3 separate regions of the Homo sapiens genome follow, and all the other regions are linked to region 1. A link is an interaction called in ENCODE POLR2A ChIA-PET data of the cell type or tissue named here. Cell type or tissue: MCF 10A. All regions are shown on one strand. Links, peaks and the distances in the headings refer to the core of each region. The heading gives the core; the rest is flanking DNA.

What was found. Peaks named below come from ENCODE experiments on the same cell type or tissue, not always from the same donor. Only the 100,000 strongest peaks of a DNase experiment are listed, where the experiment ranks them.
Region 2: POLR2A ChIA-PET joins it to region 1 with 10 read pairs; 6 of 35 experiments call an interaction of 5 or more read pairs at or near these places.
Region 3: POLR2A ChIA-PET joins it to region 1 with 24 read pairs; 3 of 35 experiments call an interaction of 5 or more read pairs at or near these places.

The regions. Positions count from the first base shown.
Region 1 is chr3:197,390,952-197,398,672 of GRCh38, reverse strand. No RefSeq gene overlaps it. Among named protein-coding and RNA genes, the nearest start is that of DLG1, 96 kb to the right of the region's middle. RefSeq lists enhancers at 3,438-3,487, 3,681-3,975, 3,498-4,377, 3,295-4,494, 4,102-4,603 and 1 more. In MCF 10A, for the core only: no CTCF peak of the experiment used is centred there; DNase peaks (open chromatin) are centred at 3,502 and 3,892.
Region 2 is chr3:197,253,116-197,260,836 of GRCh38, reverse strand. All of the region lies in intron 4 of DLG1 (discs large MAGUK scaffold protein 1), which reads left to right. Among named protein-coding and RNA genes, the nearest start is that of MIR4797, 37 kb to the left of the region's middle. In MCF 10A, for the core only: a CTCF peak has its summit at 3,804 (motif pointing left); a DNase peak (open chromatin) is centred at 3,806.
Region 3 is chr3:197,313,172-197,320,892 of GRCh38, reverse strand. No RefSeq gene overlaps it. Among named protein-coding and RNA genes, the nearest start is that of DLG1, 18 kb to the right of the region's middle. In MCF 10A, for the core only: no CTCF peak of the experiment used is centred there; a DNase peak (open chromatin) is centred at 3,472.

The DNA of each region.
Region 1 (7,721 bases), core at 1,246-6,245:
TCAGCCTGTGACCTTTGAGGGGAGATCTCAGAGAAAGAGAAGGTGCAGAACCTGAGCTTGCTTTCTTGGGGCTCAAATGGTGGTGGTTGCTGCTGCTAGTCTTAGAAGTCAGATGTACAGAGTTGAGTTACTCCTACTCCTTGGCCCCTGGATGTCAGCATCGTTGGTCCCTGGGAAACCCCCTCGTGAATTATTTACTTCCTTATTCCTTTTAGTCCCCATCCTGCAATTCCATTTCCTTCTCTCACTGCACATGATTCCTAGTTCTTTCATGTGTATCGTTTTGTTCGCATATTTTCATACAAATAGCATTTGCAGTATTTTAAATTTATGTACATATTCTATCTCATTATTTCTAACGCTTTTACATGCTTTTCCCCCATTTTTCACTGTTCTTAAGATCCGTCTATGCTGCTATGTGTACGTCTATTATTTTGCCTCAGTCCTGTTTCATCGTACTCCCTGGCGTGCATTCACTGTATTTTATTTCTCCATCTCAGTGATGGAAACTCAGGGAGTCTCCAGCTCCCACCACTAATTCCTGTGCAGGCAACATTTGCATACACCTCTCCTTACAGAATTGCATAAGAGCGGCCTGGGATGTATACCTCGTGGAGGCATTGCTAGCATGTTATACCGAATGTGACTAACAATGCCTGTGTGTGCCCCGGAACACTGCCAATGCCGACTCCTCTCAATCTGTCCTCTCGCCAGCAGGGTACAGGAGTGGCTATGTCCCACATCCCTGCCAATACTTGGCACTACCTGTATTTCTATATTTTGCCAATATAAAAGGCATACAGTGACATCCGGCTGTTGTTTTAATTTTCATTTTTTGTGTTACTAAAACTTTTGAGTCTCTCTTCATGGTAGATGCATGGTATACCGCTCCGGTTCCTGCTTCAGGACTAAAAGCTATGCCTCCCCTTACCCCTCTCCACCCCTCCCTGCCAGAGTGCCGGCTGTGAATGGCTCACAGGTGAGACCCTCCCTGGGAATTGCCCTCAGTCCAAGTAAGCAGCTTCACCCACACTTATGAGCTCTCCGTGGGGGCAGTGTCCATCCAGAGGCTAGTCAATGAAGGGGTACAAAGCCCCAGTCCCTTGCCTACATTCAGGACATCTCTGAAAAGACATGCCAGCATCAGCGTTCCCCAGTGGGATCAGCCAAGGCCTGTCTGTACCCACATCACCGTTCAGATTCTTGCTCTGCCCAGTCCTATCCTGATTTCCTCACTCCCTCACCGCGTTGCTGCTGAGATCACTCCCACATAGACCTCCTGCTCACAACTCCCTAGCTCCGAGTCTGCTTCAGCACAACTGACCTATGCCACCTTGTTCGCTTTTTGGAATTTCATCTTCTGTATAAATCTGTTTATATCCTTTCCACAATTTTTTTTCTTTTTTTGGTGGGGGGATGGATACGTGCTCTGTCACCCAGGCTGGAGTGCAGTGGCACGATCTTGGCTCACTGCAACCTCCACCTCCCGGGTTCAAGTGATTCTCCTGCCTCAGCCTCCTGAGTAGCTGGGACTACAGGCAAATGCCACCACACCTGGCTAATTTTTGTATTTTTAGTAGAGTTGGGTTTCACCATATTGGTCAGGCTGGTCCTGAACTCCTGACCTCATGAACTGCCTGCCTCAGCCTCCCAAAGTGCTGGAATTACAGGCGTGAGCCACGCCCGGCCCCTTTCCCCATTTTTAATTACAGTCATAAATGTTCAAGATCTTTCCATATTCTTCGTATCAATCCCTCATTGATTTAGATGTTACAAATATCTACGCCTGTTCTGTTAACAGTCTACTAACTTTGTCCATGGGGACTTTTGTTGATTAGAAACCCCTAATTTTAATTTAATCATATTCGTAAAAATTTGCCTTATGCTTTTGAAATTTTGTTTTGAGGAGGATCGATCACAAAGATACGTCCCTGCACTCTCTTCTGCCCATTTTATTTCCACTATTTTTCTTTAACCTTTTATACTTAGGTTTTTAAAGCATGCAGAGTCCTCTTTTGTATTTAGTGTTAAGTAGGGGTCCAGTTTTATTTTTCTCTATACAATGAGCCTGTTTCCCAAATGCCATTTACTAAATAATCTGTCCTTCCCCGTGATGTGCGGGACCACCTGCATCCTATATGTTATTTTTTATTTTTTAATCATTTTTTATTTTTTTTGCGATGGAGTCTCACTCTGTCGCCCAGGCTGGAGTGCAGTGGCGCAATCTCGGCTCACTTCAAGCTCCGCCCCTCCAGGTTTAAGTAATTCTCTGCCTCAGCCTCCAGAGTAGCTGGGATTACAGGTGCATGCCACCACGCCTGGCTAATTTTTTGTATTTTTAGTAGATACGGGGTTTTGCCATCTTGGCCAGGCTGGTCTTGAACTCCTGACCTCATGATCCACCTGCCTCGGCCTCCCAAAGTGCTGGGATTACAGATGTGAGCCACCGCGCCCGGCCTCACCTTCATCCTACATTAAGTTGGGACTGAATCTGAGCTCTCTATTCTGTTCTGGTGATCTATTTTTATGGTTTTTAAACTACTGTTTTTATTATGATGGCTTTTTAATATGTCTTTTTTTGTTGTTGTTGAGACAGGTTCCCACTCTGTCACCCAGGCTGGGGAGTGCAGTGGTGCAGCCACGGCTCACTGCAGCCCCAACCTCCTGGGCTCAAGAAATCCTCCCGTCTAAGTCTCCTGAGTTGCTTGGACTTACAGGCACGTGCCACCGTGACCAGCTAATTATTTTTTTCTATTTTTTGTAGAGATGGGGTCTCACTGTGTTGCCCAGGTTGGTCTTGAACTTCTGGCCTCAAGTGATCCTCCTGCCTCAGCCTCCCCAGGTGCTGGGATTCCAGGCGTGAGCCACCGCACCTGGCTATAATATGTCTTTCTATCAGATAGAGTAAAAGCTCCTCTTTACTCTCCTATTTTATTTTATTTTATTTTTTTGAGACAGGGTTTCACTCCTGTCCCCCATGCTGGAGTGCAATGGCACGAGAAGCTCACTGCAACCTCTGTACTCCTGGCTCAAGCAATTCTCCTGCCTCAGCCTCCCAAGTAGCTGGGACCACAGGTGCATGCCACTGTGCCTGGCTAACTTTTTTTTTTTTTTTTGGTAGAGATGGAGTTTTGCCATGTTGCCCAAGCTGGTCTCGAACTCCTGAGCTCAAGTGATCCGCCCACCTTGGCCTCCCAAAGTGCTGGGATTACAGGCATGAGCCACTGCGCCCAGCCCACTCTCCTTTTTTAAAGGTTGCCTTAGCTGTGGTTCTTTGTGTCTAACCCGAGTGTCTTCCTTTGTCCTGTACTGCCATAGTTTTTAGAGTAAGTTTAGCTCAAGTGCTTTGGACTTTATCTGCGGGCTTTGTCTGGGTCAGAAGCCCTTGTTTCAGCTGGCAGCCGTGGGCCTGAATGCTGACTTGTGTTCTTGGCAGTGAGCACACAGAAGCACAGGGAGAAACTTCAGGAAGAAGTGAAGCCAAGAGATGCTATCTGGCCTGCACTGGACACTTGGAAGCCCTGGCAATTCTCTGCACAGTAGAATCCAGTCTGATCCAAGAGAAACAGTGAATGGCACACAGATTTTAATGAGCCTGGGAACCTAATCGGAGGCTGTAATGAATGAGATTTCATGCGGCCCTGCCAAGGAGAGCACTCTCTCTGGATCTGTGGTCACTTGGCCCCTGCTCCCGAGGACTGCGAGGGCCTGTCAAAAGCTTAGCTCATTGCCACCTGCATCTCCATTCCTTCCGCAGCTCTTCTCATCCTGTTCCCAAAACCTCAGCTTTCAGGCATGTAGCATTTTCATTCCGTGATAATGAGGAGACTGTGAGCAGGCCATGGTTAGTCATCTGTGGTGTGAAGATGACGGGTGCTCCAGCTCAGGAGGTGCGTGCGGGTTCAGACACGTCAGTGCTGTGGCTAAAGACAGAAGCTGGTGAGGGGGAACGAGGTGACTCATCACCGAAACCTTGAGAACCAGGTTCAAGGAGAGGGCCTAGGCTTTCCAAATGCAGAATCTGCTTTCTTTGGTGGTGCTGAGGCTCCACCCAGGCCCGGTGGGTGCCATTAACTTCTGTTCTCTCCTCACCGAGGAACTTAACGTCAAGACAATCAGCTCCCGTGCCATCCGAACAGCTCTCCGAGCACCGGCCCATTCCGCCGTGGGCTTCCAGCTGCTTGCGCCTCCCCCTTCTCCATGCCGTTCTCATCCTCTCCTGCCGTGGCATGCTCAGGTTCCTTCTTTCTGTTTCTTCAAGGCTCTTACTTCTTTCTCAGTTAGTAGTTTTTAAAAATAGACCTTTTTTCTTTGAGACGGAGTTTCACTCTTGTGGCCCAGGTTGGAGTGCAGTGGCGCAACCTCAGCTCACTGCAAGCTCCGCCGCCCAGGTTCAAGCGATTCTGTTGCCTCAGCCTCCTGAGTAGCTCGGATTACAGGTGCCCATCACCATGCCCAGCTAATTTTTTGTATTTTTAGTAGAGATGGGTTTCACCATGTTGGCCAGGCTGGTCTTGAACTCCTGACCTCAGGTGATCCGCCTCCTCGGCCTCCCAAAGTGCTGGGATTACAGGTGTGAGCCACCACGCCCAGCCAAGAATATATATTTTTGATTGACTTGTGTGGATGGTGTTTCTTCCGCCAAGTGACTCTACAAAATGCTGGTTGTTGGCTTCCCACATTTACCTCAAGAGTGGTAAACAAGTCTGATTACTTGGTAATGTGGCTCTCTCTGCCTATCCTGAGTGTCTGTCCCCATCCTGCACACATGCTGGCTGCCACACTGGTACAAGGAGGCCCGTGTCATCTGCTCCCTTTGGAGAAGAGTCACATCTTGATTGGGGCCCCAGCAGCCTGGGCAGTACCCTTGTTTGACCTGTCTCTCTGCTGAACCCCAGAAGGCCTTATTGCCTTGCCTCTCTGCACCAACGCAACAGGCCACATAGAATCACTCCAGGGGAGAGGCTTTAATCTCAGCATCATTCTCCTCTTTCTTTTGCTCCAGGCAAATGTCGGGAGATAAAGAAGTGTACCAACTACCCTTCTGTTTCCTTTAGCTCATCTTTAAATGTACTGGCTGGCATCAGAGCCTCTAGAGGCTGCTTCAGAGACCAGCCACTGTGTCTTAAACAAGAGCAGGCAGAAGGCCTTGGAGTGGACTTTTGGGATTTTTATGCTGAAGGATATAGGGGACTTTATCCAGTGTTATCCTGCCTGGAGTCAGGGTGGATACGAAAGGGACTGGGAGCGGCTCCGTTTTTCAGAATCAGTGAGGGAAGGAAGCAGACTGTGCTGTTTTAAGATGCTCAGTGTAGTTGTCTAGGAAGAGTACTTTCAGAAGCCTTGAGACCTAGCAGGTGGGTAGGTAAAATATTCACAAAAGGAGCTATCTCAGCAGTGGGGATCAAGTTGTTGACTAATCCAATACTCCCTTGGAAAATTAGATCATCCATTCTTTACCCCCACCCTATTTCCTTATGAATTCCAGACTTTCAAAGGAAACAAGGATTACAGTGCAGCCCTCGGTCAGGCCACTGGACAGGATGCTGGGCTGATTGAGAGGGTCAGTCACAGAGTGTGCTCTGTGCCAACCATATCTAGCAGGATGCCAATGACCTTGTTTAGGGCTGTTGAAGATCCTGGAATGTTCCTCTGACTCTTAAACGTTCTGCTTGTCCACGTGTCTAACTATAAGACTAGAGAATCCACAGTCCAACTCTTAGAGGGCTAACAGTTTACCAAACACATAGGCAGAGAGGCTTCTTATGAAAAAATAATTGTATCCCACAAACTGGCTTTCCTGTATTTGGTCTCTCCCAGGGTATTAAATATAACTTTTTACATGCTGCAGGCTTCAAGGCACACCACATGACCAATAGACTTCCTTGTGTGGGCTCTAAATTTGGCCTACCAGTCCTGAGGGGACCACTGAAAGTTAGGTTACACTAAGCCACTCCAAACACTGTTGTACTTGGGTGAGGAAAGGTGGGCAAAGACAGAGATGGGCCTGTGAAGCTAGCTATTAGGGTTCTCTCTCTGGCCCATCATTTCTGCTCCCTGAGTCACCTCTTTCTCCTAGGAGCTTCTGAGGAGCTCAGATCAGATATTGGCAACTTGGCAGATCAAACATGCAGAAAGGACTGTTTTCCTGGGACACTTGAGAGCCACTCAGCTTTACCTTCTTATAAGCCATGGGGTCCCTGAATGAGGAGAAACTAGTGTGGAAAGGTACCTACACACTTTTGTGACTCAGGGGCTCTGATTTTTGCTTGCAAAGCAGACAAAAAGAGACCCTACGACAAGGAATCCAAGCTAATGGGCAAAAGAACTACAGACAGTAAACTATCCCAAATGCGCTGCAGATAGTAAACTATTGCAAATGCGCTGCAGATAGTAAACTATCCCAAATGTGCTACAGATAGTAAACTACCCCAAATGCAAGGCAGACAGTAAACTATCCCAACTGCGCTGCACATAGTAAACTACCCCAAATGCAAGGCAGACAGTAACCTATCCCAAATGCATTGAAGATAGTAAACTATCCCAAATGCGCTGCATATAGTAAACTATTGCAAATACACAATGGAGAGTAAACTATCCTAAATGCGCTGCAGATAGTAAACTATCCCAAATGCGCTGCAGATAGTAAACTATCACAAATACACTATGGATAGTAAACTATCCCAAATGTGTGGCAGATACTAAATTATCCCAAATGCACTGCAGATAGTAAACTATCCCAAATGTGCTGCAGATGGTAAACCATTGCAAATACACTATGGATAGTAAACTATCCCAAATGCGCTGCAGATAGTAAACTTTCGCAAATATGCAATGGATGGAAAACTATCCCAAATGCGCTGCAGATAGTAAACTATCCCAAATGCAAGGCAGAGAGTTAACTATCCGAAATGTGCTGCAGATAGTAAACTGTCGCAAATACACTATGGATGGTAAACTATCCCAAATGCGCTGCAGATAGTAAACTGTCGCAAACACACTATGGATGGTAAACTATCCCAAATGCGCTGCAGATAGTAAACTATCCCAAATGCAAGGCAGACAGTAAACTATCCCAAATGCGCTGCAGATAGTAAACTATCCCAAATGCAAGGCAGACAGTTAACTATCCGAAATGTGCTGCAGATAGTAAACTGTCGCAAATACACTATGGATGGTAAACTATCCCAAATGCGCTGCAGATAGTAAACTGTCGCAAACACACTATGGATGGTAAACTATCCCAAATGCGCTGCAGATAGTAAACTATCCCAAATGCAAGGCAGACAGTAAACTATCCCAAATGCGCTGCAGATAGTAAACTATCGCAAATACACTATGGATGGTAAACTATCCCAAATGCGCTGCAGATAGTAAACTATCCCAAATGCAAGGCAGATAGTAAACTATCCCAAATGCGCTGCAGATAGTAAACTATCGCAAATACACTATGGATGGTAAACTATCCCAAATGCGCTGCAGATAGTAAACTATCCCAAATGCGCTGCAGATAGTAAACTATCCCAAATACACTATGGATAGTAAACTATCCCAAATGTGTGGCAGATACTAAATTATCCCAAATGCACTGCAGATAGTAAACTATCCCAAATGCGCTGCAGATGGTAAACCATTGCAAATACACTATGGATAGTAAACTATCCCAAATGCGCTGCAGATAGTAAACTATCCCAAATGTGCTGCAGAGAGTAAACTATCGC
Region 2 (7,721 bases), core at 1,107-6,106, 140 kb after region 1:
AGTTGCTGAAATGGTTTAGTGGAAGAAATGTTTGCTTGCATATTTTTAGTGATTTTTTTTTTTTTTTTTTTTTTTTTTTTTTTTTTGGTGGTTGTCATTTGAGTATCCAAACTGTAGCTAACGAGGAGAAGCAGATTTAAATTTATATCGGGGGAACCTCTTTGTGGAGCATTTCATCAGATGACTTCCTGTCAACCTCATATCTTGAAAAGAGGGATTAATGAAACAGCATCTGAAGAAGCAGTGGACTCTTGTGGAATAAACCCTGACATCTTCCACAGTGTTTTGTGGGATAATTTCAAGTTCTTCAGATACAGATTACATAAAGAAGATTGTAGGGCACGTGACAGACTCTGGTTTCTTGTATTTTAGATAGTAGAAAAATTGCTACCTCTAAGAATGGATCCTGGAGAGATCTAGTTACAGTTATAACTTCTTCATTTATGGTTTTATCTCACAGCTTTATTTATTTTTATTTACATGTTTTGTTCAACTAGGCAACTTAAAATAGTTTTGCTTTATGTATAAAATATTGTAATGGTAGAGTAATGGATTGCCTGTGCATTGTAACCACAAAGGTAAGATATAATATGCTTTTCTGTATTTCATTGTTAGTGACAGATGTGAGAGACCCTTTGTTCAGTGTCTTTTAAAAATAAGGTGTAACCATTGTTATAGATTTGAAAATAGATGTGTGAATCCATGTGATGCTTAGTTTATATCCTTTAGAAAGGGCGGTATTTTGAAATGTGTTTTAGATAGCCAAAAGCGTGTTGCACAGATGTTTTTTCCCTGAGATTTACAGGAAGCCTTTCTCCCAGCAGCAAGGGTCTGTAAAGTCCTGATTATATTTAAATCTTCTCAGTGTATTCTCAGAGCTACTCTTCTCCCCTTTGTGTCCCAACATGCCATGCTAGTTGAAAGTATAACTCGTTTTGAGAGCATTTTCTGGACTCTTCCATCTATTATAATTATAGTTAATTTTTTGTTTTTTTAGGAAGAGGAAAATAGTCAAGTGCTGATTGTGTTGCCTTTAGAAAGATGTTGATGTGGATTTAAAATGATTAGACTTGTACAAGCACTCCTTGAAAGTACTTGTTTTGAAGTCTGTTTTGCTCATTGTGTTCAAAGTGCAGCATGCTTCACTTAATCTCTAAGTTTGGCTTCTTTTATTTTTGAGCACCAGTTTGCAGACATTGTGTGATGGTGTTATAGATTCAGCGTGCTTACATTTAAAATTCATCCATTGGTTTTTAAAATATGGAATAATTTACCTTTTTTTATTTCTATGCACTTACGATGTCTCATAGTGATTGCTAGACAAACTTGTTGAGATTTTAAAATTACATTCAGTAATAAAAGAGTAGGTAAATTTGTAAATTCTGAAAGTAGAGGCTATTACTCTTTCTGTATAATGAATTATTTTTCATAAGAGGAAAAGCAGGAAAATTGATGGAAATTAGTTTTCTTTTCTTGTTGCTCAGAGTTCTAGTTCAAACAGTAGTTTCTGATCGGATACAGACATGCCCATTATCTGTTTCCATTCCCTGTTTATAAGGAGATGTCTTCTCTGTACCTCTAGGTAAACTGTCTTGTTGAAATATTCTTACTGAATGTTTAAAGGGCACATAATCCTGGAAAACAGGGTCGTTGTTGCTTTTTCCCTCTCTAAATTTTTTTCATGGTTGTCTATGTTGGTTCTCCCCTGTGATTTGCCTTTTATCATTTCATTCATTTTGGTTTTATTTCCAGTATTATAGCAAGGTTATTTGAAATGATCTATCTCCTCTCTCTGCTCCATCTTCCTTGATAGACTTTGAATTTTTTTACATTGACTCTTTTAGCAAAAGAGGGTCTATTTTGCTTAAAAAATTAGATGTAATCATTATCCTAAAGTATTTATAAATTTTTATTATATAACTGTTAAAGCAAAAATAGAGAAGGATGTAGGTTGGAAATTAGAAGCCTAAAACATTGTTTGTAGTTGCTTTTGAAAAAACTAAATTAAAATAATTTGTTCTATTATTAGAAATAAACCCTTTGAACATATTTAACCAATGGCTCTAGCAGGAAGAGCAAAATTCTTGATTTTCTTTTGAACTAAAGGCTGCGGTGTGTACCCCATCCCTTGTTCTTTTCTCCCTTTTCTGGTCTTAGAGAGCTTTGTGATTCTATATGTGTTTTAAAAGTCTGACAGTGTAGTTGATGTAATTTTATCATGTTAATACTAAAACACCTTTCCAAGTGAAATTTTTTTCATCATCCGCCTCCCCTCTCTCCCACTTGTGTAGGCACGGTGAACTAGGTAGGCACGTTGCATCATTGCTACCATGGATACCCTTAAGTACAGGCATGTGGGTTGAGCTAAAGCAATGATGATTAGTTTTTTGGTTGTTCCCCCCCGCCCCCCCATAACTATATGTTCTTCACAATGAAGAATCTGACTTTAAAACGTTTGCAAATGACAAGGTTGTGAGATGTGATGACTAAACCATCACTGCTACTGAACTGCCAAATCTTGGTCTCCATTTACAGTAGTATTAATGCCATTTACTAATTTAAGGCTGTCATAAATAGCTCTGTATTCCTTTTCTGATTAATATGTTTTAAATCCAAGTGTAATGTTTGTTTTGTTTTGCCTTTTAGTGAAAATGAAAATGTACTTCTCTTCGAGTTAAAAAAAATACTCTTCTGGATTTAGATATTTTGTGGGACAAAAAGATGCTAGTGAGCATTTCTAGCATGGCAGCGTTTCTGATTATTGTTCATACACTTATATACATTTTTATGTACTTTAATCAGCTTGGTTACAGTATTTTGTGCTTTTCCACATAATGTCTAAGAGAGATTTATTTTTGTGTTTGTAAGTTCTTGTGTTCTTAGCTAGCTGCTTTGCAAACATGTCCGTTGAGGTGGAGTTAATATTGTTAGAGGCCAGGCAGTGAAGTGTCATTTTTGTCAGGCTCGTAATCACTGTAGGAAAATTAACTCAGAGCATAAAAGGCCCAACAAGAGTGATTTAGGATTATTGTTATATATGGTATATTTTCTTATGTTAGCAATAAAGCACTCTGCTTAAACCGCAGCTGAGGGCATTTCGTGTTCTTTAGCATGGAGGTTTCCCAGCTGTCAAGTAACTTCTGAGAGTAACTTTAGTACCAGAATTTCTTGTAATAGGATCATGTCTTTCTTTAAGTTCAGGTGTTTCATTAAGGCAAGCTGGAGATAGGAATAAAAGGATTATGAAAGAGAAGGAGCTTGAAAGATGCTTTTACCCATACCTGTTTCTGCTTTGTCAGCCTCTTTTTGCTGCCTTTATTTTAGATTTTAGAGTGATGCTTTGCCTTGTCTTCTGAAACAGTTCCCTGAATCTCCTACTTGCCAAAAGTTCATGATTCTTTTGGTGATTCTTTATATGGGTAAAGAAAATGTATGCCCGTGTGTGGGGATGTTTGTCATTCCAGTGGGTGCCCAGCAAATTTGTTTTAACATAACTGATAGAATTTTAGGAATTAAGTCACCAGAGAACTGTTGAATTGTTTTGGTTTATCAGTTTGGGAATTATGAATACAAAATTTGACTCCTTTGGGTAAAACAGCTATCTTTTATTTAAATATTCATATTTATATTAGGGTACTTTCACTTGTAGGTTGTATTAAAATTGTATGTTAGAAGCTTTGAAAGGGGTATTAAATATGTTAAAAGAAAGTCTCAGTACAGGTATTTCAGATTTTTTAGATTTTTTTTAAAAGACTTCAAATTTTTTAAGTTAGGTTTTAATAGTGAATAGAAATGCTGCCCTCTACTGTTGGCTGATTGTTTGACTGCCACGTAAAAATGTTCAGTAACCTGTAATAGAATTTTTTAGTGTAGATCATATTACTGTGTTGAAGTATAATTATGTTAAACGTTTTCCTTATAATTTAGTTAAGTTATAATCAAGTGTTTCCTAATAATGCTAACTACTATTAAATAAGTTCATTACCATTTTGGCTTTTAGAAAAACTTGAGTCCTGGAGAAAGTTTCGTTTAGTCTTAGCTCCTCATTTTATATGGTGAGGTTTTAGTACTTCCTAGATTGATCCCTTATGGTTGTGTGACTGAAAGCTCGTATTGATAACTTATAACCAAACTATAGGTAAAGATACATTTTTCTAAACTAATTATTTTTAGTTTATGCTATGTAAAATGTCTGAACTTCTGAAACTTATGTTTTACATGTAAAAAAATTTGGAATTTAAATCACTATTAAATCTTTGCATGTTTATTAAAATGAGGCACTGCTTTAAAAAGTAGTACTGTTGAGCAAATTTAAACCTCTGATTGATGTTTTTCACCGTGAGTGGAGGGATTAGAAGAGACGGTTTTAAAGATTCCTTTTAGCTTCGCTGAGTGCCTACTGTGTGTGAAGTACTGTAGAAAATAAACACGGAAAACAAAGGCTATTATAGTTCTTCCTTTAGATCAGGAGTTGGCAGACTATGGCCAGTGGGCCAAATTGGGCCACACTCACTCATTTACTTACCTTGTATGGCTGCTTTAGTGCTACAGTGGCAGAATTGGGTAGTTGCAGCAGTGAGCATATGGCCTGCAAAGCTGAAAATACTTACTCTCTAGACTTTTACAGACAATGTTTGCTAACCCCTGCCCCAGATGAACTTCTCATCTAGTGCAGAAGATATATCTAAAAAGAATCATTTTAAACAGATTTTTATAGGACACATAGAATGCCAAATAAAGCTAGCATGTCATTAAAATATGCTTTCTTTATTAGCGCCATTCTTCCTGTTCAGTAGTATCTTAACATCATCTAATAATTCCCAAAGATTCTTGTTTATTGGCCATTTGCAGATATCGTACCTCACAGCCTGGTTATTTTCATCATCATCATTATTTTTTCTGTGTGAACTGCACAAATCTAAGTACGCAGCTTGATGCCTTTTTATAACTGCAATCACTATCCATAGAAAGACACAAAACATTTCCAGTACTCCAGAAAGACTCCCATTAGCTCTTTCCAAGACAGCCCACCCTCCCCAGAGATAATCTTTTTTTTTTTTTTAACTCATATCACTATAGATTAGGTTTGAACGTCATATAAATGGAATCATGCAGTATATATGATTAATTATGGCTTCTTTTACTCAGTATCTGTGTTACTGTGCGTGCTGGTAGCTTGTTCCTTTTTATTGCTGTGTAATATTCCATGGTGGGAATTTGAATTGTTTCTACTTTTTGGTTGTTATGAAGAAAGCTGTGTAAAACATTTTATACAAGTCCTTTTGTGTACATATCCACTAATTTCTCTCAAATATATACCTGGGAGGTAGGATTTTTAATTCACATTGTAGAGCCCTTACCACAAAGTTTTTGTTTAATAGGACAAAGCAGGAGGCAGGAATCAATGACACACTTTCACTTACTTTATAAGTTCACCTAGTCCCCTGCTTCATTACAAAGTGGTGACTTTACATTTTTTCATAAGCACTGTGATTAAGGCAACCTACGTTTTGACTAAATCAAACAGGTTTTATTTCCAATGCCACCTCTTATTGGTGTTGGTGTCTAGAGGTCTTTGCTAAGAATTCTGATAACAAGTTGAAAGTGCTGTGATTGTCTAGTAGTCTTTGCTGTGTTGAGGGATTAGAGATGTGTGGGGGAGGCATGTGACAGAAGAATGGGATCATTTTTATTTAATATATTTGAAAAATTCTTACATATTGAATATAGTGCATTTAAAATTACCTCATTGCTTGAACAGGTCATAGATTTTTTTTTTTGAGACAGAATCTCGCTCTTGTCACCCAGGCTGGAATGCAGTAGCGTGATCTCGGCTCACTGCAACCTCCACCTTCCAGGTTCAAGTGATTCTCCTGCCTCATCCTCCTGAGTAGCTAGGATTACAAGCACGTGCCACCACGCCCGGCTAATTTTTTTTTCTTTGTATTTTTAGTAAACGTGGGGTTTCACCACATTGGCCAGGCTGTCTTGAACTCCTGACCTCAGGAGGTGATCCACCAACCTCTCAAGGTGCTGGGATTACAGGCATGAGCCACCACGCTCAGCCTTTGAATAGGTCATAGATTTCTTAATTTCATTTATTGTATTTTTAACTTTTAGAATGTCTGTTTGCTCTTTTTAGAGTTTCTATTTCTCTTAAATTTGATATTGCATCTAATTTGTACATCTTTTCCTGTGTATTTAAAAATTGCCATTTTAAAGTTCTTTTCTGCTATAATAGTTCTAACATCTGTGGTTCTGCTGTGTGGGTTTTCTTTTGATTGTTTTCCTCTTATGTTATCCTACTTCTTTACATGTCTTAAATTTTTTATTGTGCTCTAAATAACGTATAAAAGAACCATTGAAAGCGAAGCAGTGTTCTTTCCTTTTCAGGAAGCTGCAGTGAGGCTGATAAAATAGGAGTTGAATTTGTTTAGGGTTAGGTTGCTGCTTTAGTTACTTTCACCTGGCTTCTGTTTTCAGCTGTCATGAGGGTGGGAGATGAGTTTTGTGTCTTTCATTGGTTCTTTCCACTAGCATGACTTTAGGGTGTATGAACTGTGAGACTGCAGAAATGTTTCATGGCTTTATAGCCCCATTCTCAGCCTGCTACACTGCTGTACCCTCAGTAAATGCCCCATGAAGGCGATCTAATGTGTGGGGACAAATAACTCTCCATTTTAGGATCCTCCAGATTCTAACTGGTCATGCCAGCCCACGTCATTAAAGGCTCCACTCCTTATACCATCAAAGTCACTCAATCTGTATCAGGTCCATTCCTTTGCCCACCTGAGTCTAGGCTTGTCAGATACACTGTTTAGGTAAGTGTCTGCCTTCTTACAAAAGGCTTCTTTCTTTGGGGTTTAGATTCTTTCCTTCGTGTGCAGAAATTTCCATTTCCTTTTTTTTTTTAATTAAACCTTTAATTTTGGGTTAATTGTAGATACATGTATGTTTGTAAAAAAATAATAATAATGCAGAAATCACATGTGCCTTTAACCCAGTTTCCTCTAGTAGTAACTCTAGCATAGTATCACTAACCAGGATATTGACGTTAATAGAGTCAAACTACAGAACATTTCTGTCACCACAAAGATCACTCGAGGCCTTTTTGTAGCCACACCTACTTTCCTCTCACCCCATCCCCTTCTTAACTCAAAGCAACCACTGATCTGTTCTCTATTTCCATTATTTTGTCATTTCAGCAATTCTATATGAATGGAATAATAAATATATAAACTTTCAGGATTGGCTTTTTTCACTGAGCATAATTTTCAAGAGATTGCCGGGGAGTGAAATTGATGGGTCATATGATAGTTGCATGTTTGCTTGTTTTTTTAAAGAAACTGCTAAACCGCTTTCCAGAGTAGCTGTATGATTTTACATTTCCAACAGCAATGTGTGAATGATCGAGTTTTTCCACATCCTTGCCAGCATTTGGTGTTGCCTCATTTTATTTTAGTCATTGTCATCGATGTGTAGCCACATTTCCCTGATGGCAAATGATTTTGGACATCTTTTCATGTGCTTATTTGCCATCTGTGTATCTTTTTTGGTGAAATGTCTCTTCATGGTCTTTTGCCCATATTCGAATTGGGTGGTTCTTTTTACTACTGAGTTTTGAGAATTCTTTATGTAATCTATTATAGTGTACTAGTCCTTAGTCAGATATATCATTTCCAGATATTTTCTCCCAGTATGTGGCTTGTCTTTTCATCCTT
Region 3 (7,721 bases), core at 1,107-6,106, 78 kb after region 1:
ACTTTGAAGTTCACAAAAACTTTTCACCTTCATTGTCTTCCATAACTTACACAACATCCTTCCCTGGCAACTGGGACAGGCATTACTATCACCAATTGACAGATAAGAAAACTGGTGCTCAGACATATTGAAGTGACTTGGCTAGGGGTCATATAAGCACCAGAGTCTAAGGGCATTATTAATCATTCTTACTGTCCTATGACCTCTTCCATTCTGGTGTTTAGGAAAAAAGCTCAGCTTCTCCACCTCAAGAAATTGTGGCACACACACAAACCTGATTGACTCTCCAGAGTTCTTTAACGTACCTGACTCCCTTTGTTAAATTGTTTAAGGAAAAATAAAAGATATTTGCTACCACTACCAGTTTCCCCTGGAGTACAAAAGCCATTGTGCTATGGATTGGCAGGATTCAACCGTCTTTTTCTTATGAATATATTGGCATTTATAAGCAGGAAGTCCACTGATCTATGATGATGATCCTGGGACACCTCCTCATCCCAAGAACCAAATGGTGCTCTGTGGAGTAGGAATATACTATATCTGAAATAAAATGATTATGATTTTATGTGGTTGACAGCAGATGAGACATTGTAAAATAAAAGGTCAATGCACTTAAAAACATAGTAATAGAAAACTTTCCAAACCAAAGCACAGAGAGGAAAAAAAAATAAACCAAGTCTTAGTGACCTATTAGACACCATCAAGCTGTTTAACGTACTTGTAATTAGAGTTCCAGAAGGGAAAGCAGAAAAAATATTGAAGAAATAATAGCCAAATATATTTCAAATTTGATGAAAACTATGAACTCACAGATCTGAGAGCTCAACAAGCCACGAGACATAACAAAGACAAAACTACATCAAGCCATATCCTAATTAAGTTGCAGAAAACCAGTGAAAAAGAAAAAATCTTAAAAGACATATTACACAGTGGTTCACGCCTGTAATCCCAGAACTTTGGGAGGCCAAGGTAGGCAGATCACCTGAGGTCTGGAGTATGAGACCAGCCTGGACAACATAGTGAAAACCCATCTCTACTAGAAATACAAAAATTAGCTGGGTGTGGTGGTGGGCACGTGTAATCCCAGCTACTCGGGAGGCTGAGGCAGGAGAATCGCTTGAACCCGGGAGGCACAGTTTGCAGTGAGCTGAGATTGTGTCACTGCACTCCAGCCTGGGCAACAGAGCAACACCTCGTCTCAACAACAACGACAACAACAAAAGACATACATACAGAGGCACGAAGATTTTTAAAAATACTGATGACTTCTCTCCAGAAATAATGCAAGCCAGAAGGCAATGGGAAGGCATTTCTAAATTGCTGAAAGAAAACAAAAAATGGCAAACCTAGAATCCTAAAGCCTGTGGAAAAAATATCTCTTAAAAACAAAGATAAAATAAAGACATCTTCAGATTTTAAAAAGCTGAGAGAAGTAATTGCCAGCAGATTTTTCACTATAATAAATGTTAAAAAGAATATCTTCAGGCAGAAGGAAAAGGAACCAGACAGAAACTCAGGCTTACCTAAGGAATGAAGAGTTCTGAAAATGGTAGATAGGTGGGTAAATATAAAAGATTTTTTCCGATTTTTACTATATTTAAATTTAAATGGCCTGTTCTAAGCAAAGTTAATAATGACATATTGTGGATTTTGCAATAAATAGGAATCTAAAATGTACAGCATTGATATGAAGGACCTAAGAAGGAAAATGGAAATACACTGATGTAAAGTTTTTATACTATGCTTGAAGTGCTAATATTATTTGAAGGTGGGTTGTGGTAAGTTAAAAATACATATTACAAGCCCTATAGCAACCACTAAAACATAAAACAGAATTATAGCTAGTAAGGGAACAGTGGAGATAAAATAGAATCCTAAGAAATAAATCACTTACTCCAAAAGAGGTCAGGAAAAGAAGAGGTAAAGGAACAAAGAACAGATGAGTCAAGCAGAAAAAAAAAAAAGAAGTAAGCTTGTAGAGTTACACCTAACTATATTATGTTATAGTATATTATATTAATTGATTTAATTATATTAAATGTAATCAGTGTAATTATATTACATGTAAATAGTCATAACATCCTGATTAAAAGGCAGATATTATCATAATGGATAAAAAGGCAACATTCAACTTAATACTTTCTACAAAAAAAGGAGTTTAAATATATGAAGACAAGCTGGTTAAAAGTAAAAAAGGTAGAAAGAGATACATTACACACTGACTATAAGAAAACTGGAGCAACAATATTAATATCAGACAAAATAGATTTCAGGACCAAGGGTATTACAGTAATAAAGACGGGTATTTCATAATGTAGACGAGTTAATTCAGCAAGATGTAACAATTCTAGATGGATGTGCAGTTAATAACAAAGCTTTAAAACACATGAAACAAAAACTAACAAAGGGCAAAGGGCAATTAGAGGAATTCACATATAGTTAGAATTTTCCACAAAGTCCTATTTCAATAATTGATAGACAAAGTAAATAGAAAAACAATAGCAATAGAAAACATGAACAAGTTACAAAAAACCAGTTATAGAAAACATGAAGAACACTATCACCCAATTTGACTCATTACGTTTTCTAGAACAATATTTCCCAAAACAGCAGAATACACGTTCTTTTAAAGTACACATTGAACATTCACCGTCTCTGATCACAACAGAATTAAAATAGAAATTAATAACTGAAGATATATGGAAATCCTCAACCATTTGGAGTTTAACAACATAACTACTAAATAACCCGTTGGTAACAGAAGAAATAACTAGGGAGACTTAAAAAATATTTGAACTGAACGATATGAGCCTACACTTTACTAGAGAAGCCTCTAATTACCTTCTTTAATCAGCCGAGGGATCAGAGAAGGCTATTTTCTCTCTTAACTTGTTCACTAGCCCATTTCATGTACCCTTCTCCCCAGGATAAAACAGAGGAACAGTGTTACTTAGGTCCTTAACACCTAGTAGTAAGGATTACTATGTATCAGGCAGTGAGCCTGCGCCAGGTACAGTGCTAATTACTTTACCGACATTATCTCATCCAATCCTCACAACATTCCACTGAGATGGGAGGTCTTGTTACACATTTTGCAGGTAAGGAAATGGAAGTGCAGAGAGGTTGACTTGTTCAGATCACAAAATTAGTATCCTGGTGCCAACATTCCAGTCCAAGCAGGATGACGCCGGAGCCCACACGTTTGACACCATGCCATACCAGCACCACAAAGGGCATCGCACAATTCTAGGGGAAAGAAGGAGGGCTATTTATATTTTATGTACTAGGTTTTGGCTACAAAATTCCCTCTTATTAAATCATAGTTTTAGCTACTTTCCAAAAACCACGACTACCTCTTTCTGGTTTGAAAAAGAAGCTTGGAAAAGTCTCCACTATGCTTACTTACTACAAGACCTCAAGGACTGGTTAAGATGAGTCATCCGCAGCTTGAAAAGCAATGTACTTGGAACTAGAAGACACTGATTATCAGCTCTGTTGCCTCAGGCAAGTCACTTCTCTGGGCCTCGATTTCTTCATGTGTAAACCAGGGAAAACAATAACTAACTATAAGGAATATGTAAGAAAACATAAGTGGAAGTGGTTTGTAATCTGAAAAATAATATATGAATTTGAAGGAACTTTTTATGTTTACTGAGGGAGGACCATTTAAAAATGGATTTGATATTACTTATATTAATTTAAAATTTAAGCAGCAAGATCTGATCATTCACTGTGTTTACTGTCAATGATGACTTATATAACACTTTCACTTCTGAATAAGAATTTTGGTATAAAGATTTATTTTCTTTGAGGGTAAAGTTTAAAAAGACTAGAGAGTACTTAAGCTGCCAGCCTTTGCCCTGCTTATACAGAGTGCTGGCAACAGAGGCTGATGCTTCATAAAAATAAACCTTTAGAAGTTTGTACATATACCATAACACTATGCATCAATATTTTTAAAATGTACACCTCTTAATCCAGTAATTTCACTTCCAAGAATTCATCTTATGGATAAACATTTGTTTATCTAGCATGGTTTTTCATAATGGAAATCTGGAAGCAACCAATTTAATAAGTATGGCCATTTGATAAAACACTCTATGGATGATAAAAAAACTATTCTGTAAAAGATTGGTTTCTTATTTACCTGAGAAATTATTAATTTGGGGAAAATAAGTACTAAAAAGCAAAGTTTTAAAAGGAGGCTACAAAAATAGAATGACCATCAGCAATTGATCCAGCAATTTCACTTCTGGGTGTATACCCAAAAGAATTAAAGGTAGGGTCTTGAGGAGATAATTTGTCCACACATGTTTATAGCAACCAACAATAAAAACAACCCAAATGTCCATCCATAGATGAATGGATGAACAAAATGAGGTACATACATACAATGGAATTTAATTCAGCCTTATAAAGGAAGGAAATTCTGATACGTGCTACCACATGGTTGGACCTTGAGAACATTATGCTAAGTGAAATAAGCCAGCTACAAAGAAGACAAATACCGTATTAGTCCACGTGCATGAGGCATCTAGAGCAGTGGAATTCCTAGAGGCGGAAGGTAGAACAGCGATCGCTCGCAGCGGGGAGAGGGAGGAATGCAGAGACACTGTTTAATGTGTGTACAGGTTCAGTTTTGCAAGATGAAAGAGCTCTGGGGATCGGGTGCACAACAATGGGAATGTACATAACACTGCTGAACTGTACACTTAAAGATGGGTAAGGCCCAGCGCGGTGGCTCACGCCTTTAATCCCAGCACTTTGGGAGGCCGAGGCAGGTGGATCATGAGGTCAGGAGTTCAAGACCAGCCTGGCCAAGATGGTGAAACCCCATCTCTACTAAAAGTACAAAAATTAGCCAGGCATGGTGGCAGGCACCTGTAATCCCAACTACTCAGGAGGCTGAGGCAGGAGAATCTCTTGAACTCGGGGGGGCAGAGGTTGCAGTGAGCTGAGATCACGCCAGTGCAGCACTCCAGCTGGGGTGACAGTGAGATTCTGTCTCAGAATAAAAAAAAAAAGGGTAAGATGGTGTATTTTATATCTATTTTACTATAATTTAAATTTTTTTTAATTTACAAAGATAATGAAGAGTTAATGAGGCAGATAGGAAGGAGTGTTTTAGGCCCCCCAAAAAATGATGTTAAAAAATATGGCAGCACGGAAGAGCATGGTACATTCCGGGAACTGGATAGGAGTTTTTACGGCTGGATGTGCCAGACAAGATTGGGACTTTATCTAGAGAAGCAGCATTGAGTTGATTTGCTTAAGGTCACTCATGAAATTGTGGGCAGAACACCGACAGGATCACTCAGACCTGATTCCCAGCTTGGAAGGTGTATGTCTGTGTAGACATGTGATGTATGTTTAACAATCATCATAAATGGGAAACATCTAAATAAAACGCCGGTATCACAACATTTAACATTTGACGCATTAACTGAGTTGTAACATACATCTTCCCGGGGGTAAATATCCCTTGTATAGATCCTTAATTTTCTGTCATTATCATGCACCAAGCCTTTTTGAAGCTATAAAATAAATGTAAATTCCTTAAAAAAAGCAGACTACAAAATAACATGTATGATACTATTTTTCTAAGAAACATATATATATATATATGCATGGAAAATACTAGACATATCTACAGCAAATGTTAGTTGGCTGTTATCTTTGGCTTGTGTGAGTTTGGTTAATTTTTTTTTTCTTAGTGCTTTTCTGTTTTCTAATGTTTCTTCACTGAGCACATAAACTAGAAGAAAATATTAAAGAAAAAGGAATTCTTAGGTGCACCCCATAAAATGGCAGATCTTTAAAGAATGCTTTGGTAATGGTGTCAATCACTTCTTTTGATTCCAAGAAGTAATAATCCTCATATAGGTGAGCTTGGATCTGCAGAAGGAGCTGGAAATGTCAAGAGAGTGGCTGTTAACCAGGAGAGCCCCAGTCCTTACTACCACCTTCTTCCCTCTCTTTTTCTCTTCCTCACTGTGCCATCCATCCCTGTTAGTCTCCTTCTCAACTAGGGTGACTTTCTAGTAACCCAACACTTGTTTGATGGGCTCGCTCCCCAGACAGCCTTATGCCAAGGTGTTTAAATACCCTAGGAGCAGTATGCTGGGAACTGGAAGGTTTCTCATGAATGGGGCCATCTTAGAGAACTAAATTCAGCTTAGAATTCACTGTTTTACAAAATGAGGTCATTTTGCCTCAAAGAAATACAAAAAAAACCCTCAGAGACTATCACCAATACTTCTATGCACACAAACCAGAAAGCCTAGAAGAAATGGATAAATTCCTGGAAACATACAACCTCCCAAGATTAAGCTAGGAAGACATTGAAACCCTGAACATAATAAGTTCTGAAACTGAATCAGTAATAAAAAGCCTACCAACCATAAAAAGCTCTGGACCAGATGGATTCACAGCCAAATTCTACCAGACATATAAAGAAGAGCTGGTACCAATCCTACTGAAACTATTCCAAAAAATTTAGGAGGAGGAACTCCTCCCTAATTCATTCTATGAGGCCAATGTTATTCTGATACCAAAACCTGGCAGGGACACAACAAAAAAAGAAAGCATCAATATCCCTGATGAACAGAGATGCAAAAATCATCAACAAAATACTAGCAAACTGAATCCAGCAACACATCAAAAAGCTAATCTACCACAATCGAGTAGGCTTTATTCCTGGGATGCAAGGTTCATTCAACACATGCAAATCAATAAATGTGATTAGAACCAGAAATAAAGCTGCACACCTACAACCATCTGATCTTTGACAAAGTCAGCAAAAACAAGCAATGGGAAAAGGATTCTCTATTCTATAAATGGTGCTAGGGTAACTGGCTAGCTATATGCAGAAGATTGCAACTGGACTCTTTCCTTTCACCATATACAAAAATCAACTTAAGATGGATTAAAGACTTAAGTGTAAAACCTAAAACTATAAAACCGTAGAAGAAAACCTAGGAAATACCACTCTGGACATAGGCACTGACAAGATTTCATGATGAAGATGCCAAAAGCAATTGCAACGAGAACAAAAATTGACAAATGGGACCTAATTAAACAAAAAAGCTTCTGCACAGCAAAACAAACTACCAACAGAGTAAACAGACAAACCTCCAGAATGGGAGAAAATATTCGCAAACTACTCATCCAACAAAGGTCTAATATCCAGAGTCCGTTCTTCCAGAAGGAAACAATAGACACAGGGGGCCTACTGGAGAGTGGAGGGTGGGAGGAGGGTGAGGATCAGAAAATTATCTATCGGGTACTATGCCTGTTACCCAGGTGATGAAATAATCTGTACACCAAACCCCCAGGACAGGCAATTTACCCCTGTAACAAACCTGCACATGTACCCCTGAAGCTAAAATAAATGGGGGACGGGGGGCAGGAAAAGAAGATGAAGAGAGAGAGAGAAAGAGACAGAGGGCTTATTTAAAGAAATAATTCCTGAATACTTCCCAAATCTGGGAAAAGATATAAACATCCAAGTACAGGAAGATCAAAAGTCTCTAATCTGATTCAACTAAAAGAAGACTATACCAAGATATATAGCAATCAAACTGTAAAAAAAAAACAAAAAAAAACAAAAACAAAGATAAAGAGAGAATCCTGAAAGCAGCAAGAGAAAAAAGATCACCCCTCATAAGGCTATCAGTGGGTTTCTCAGCAGAAACTGCAGGCCAGGAGAGAGTGAGATGAAC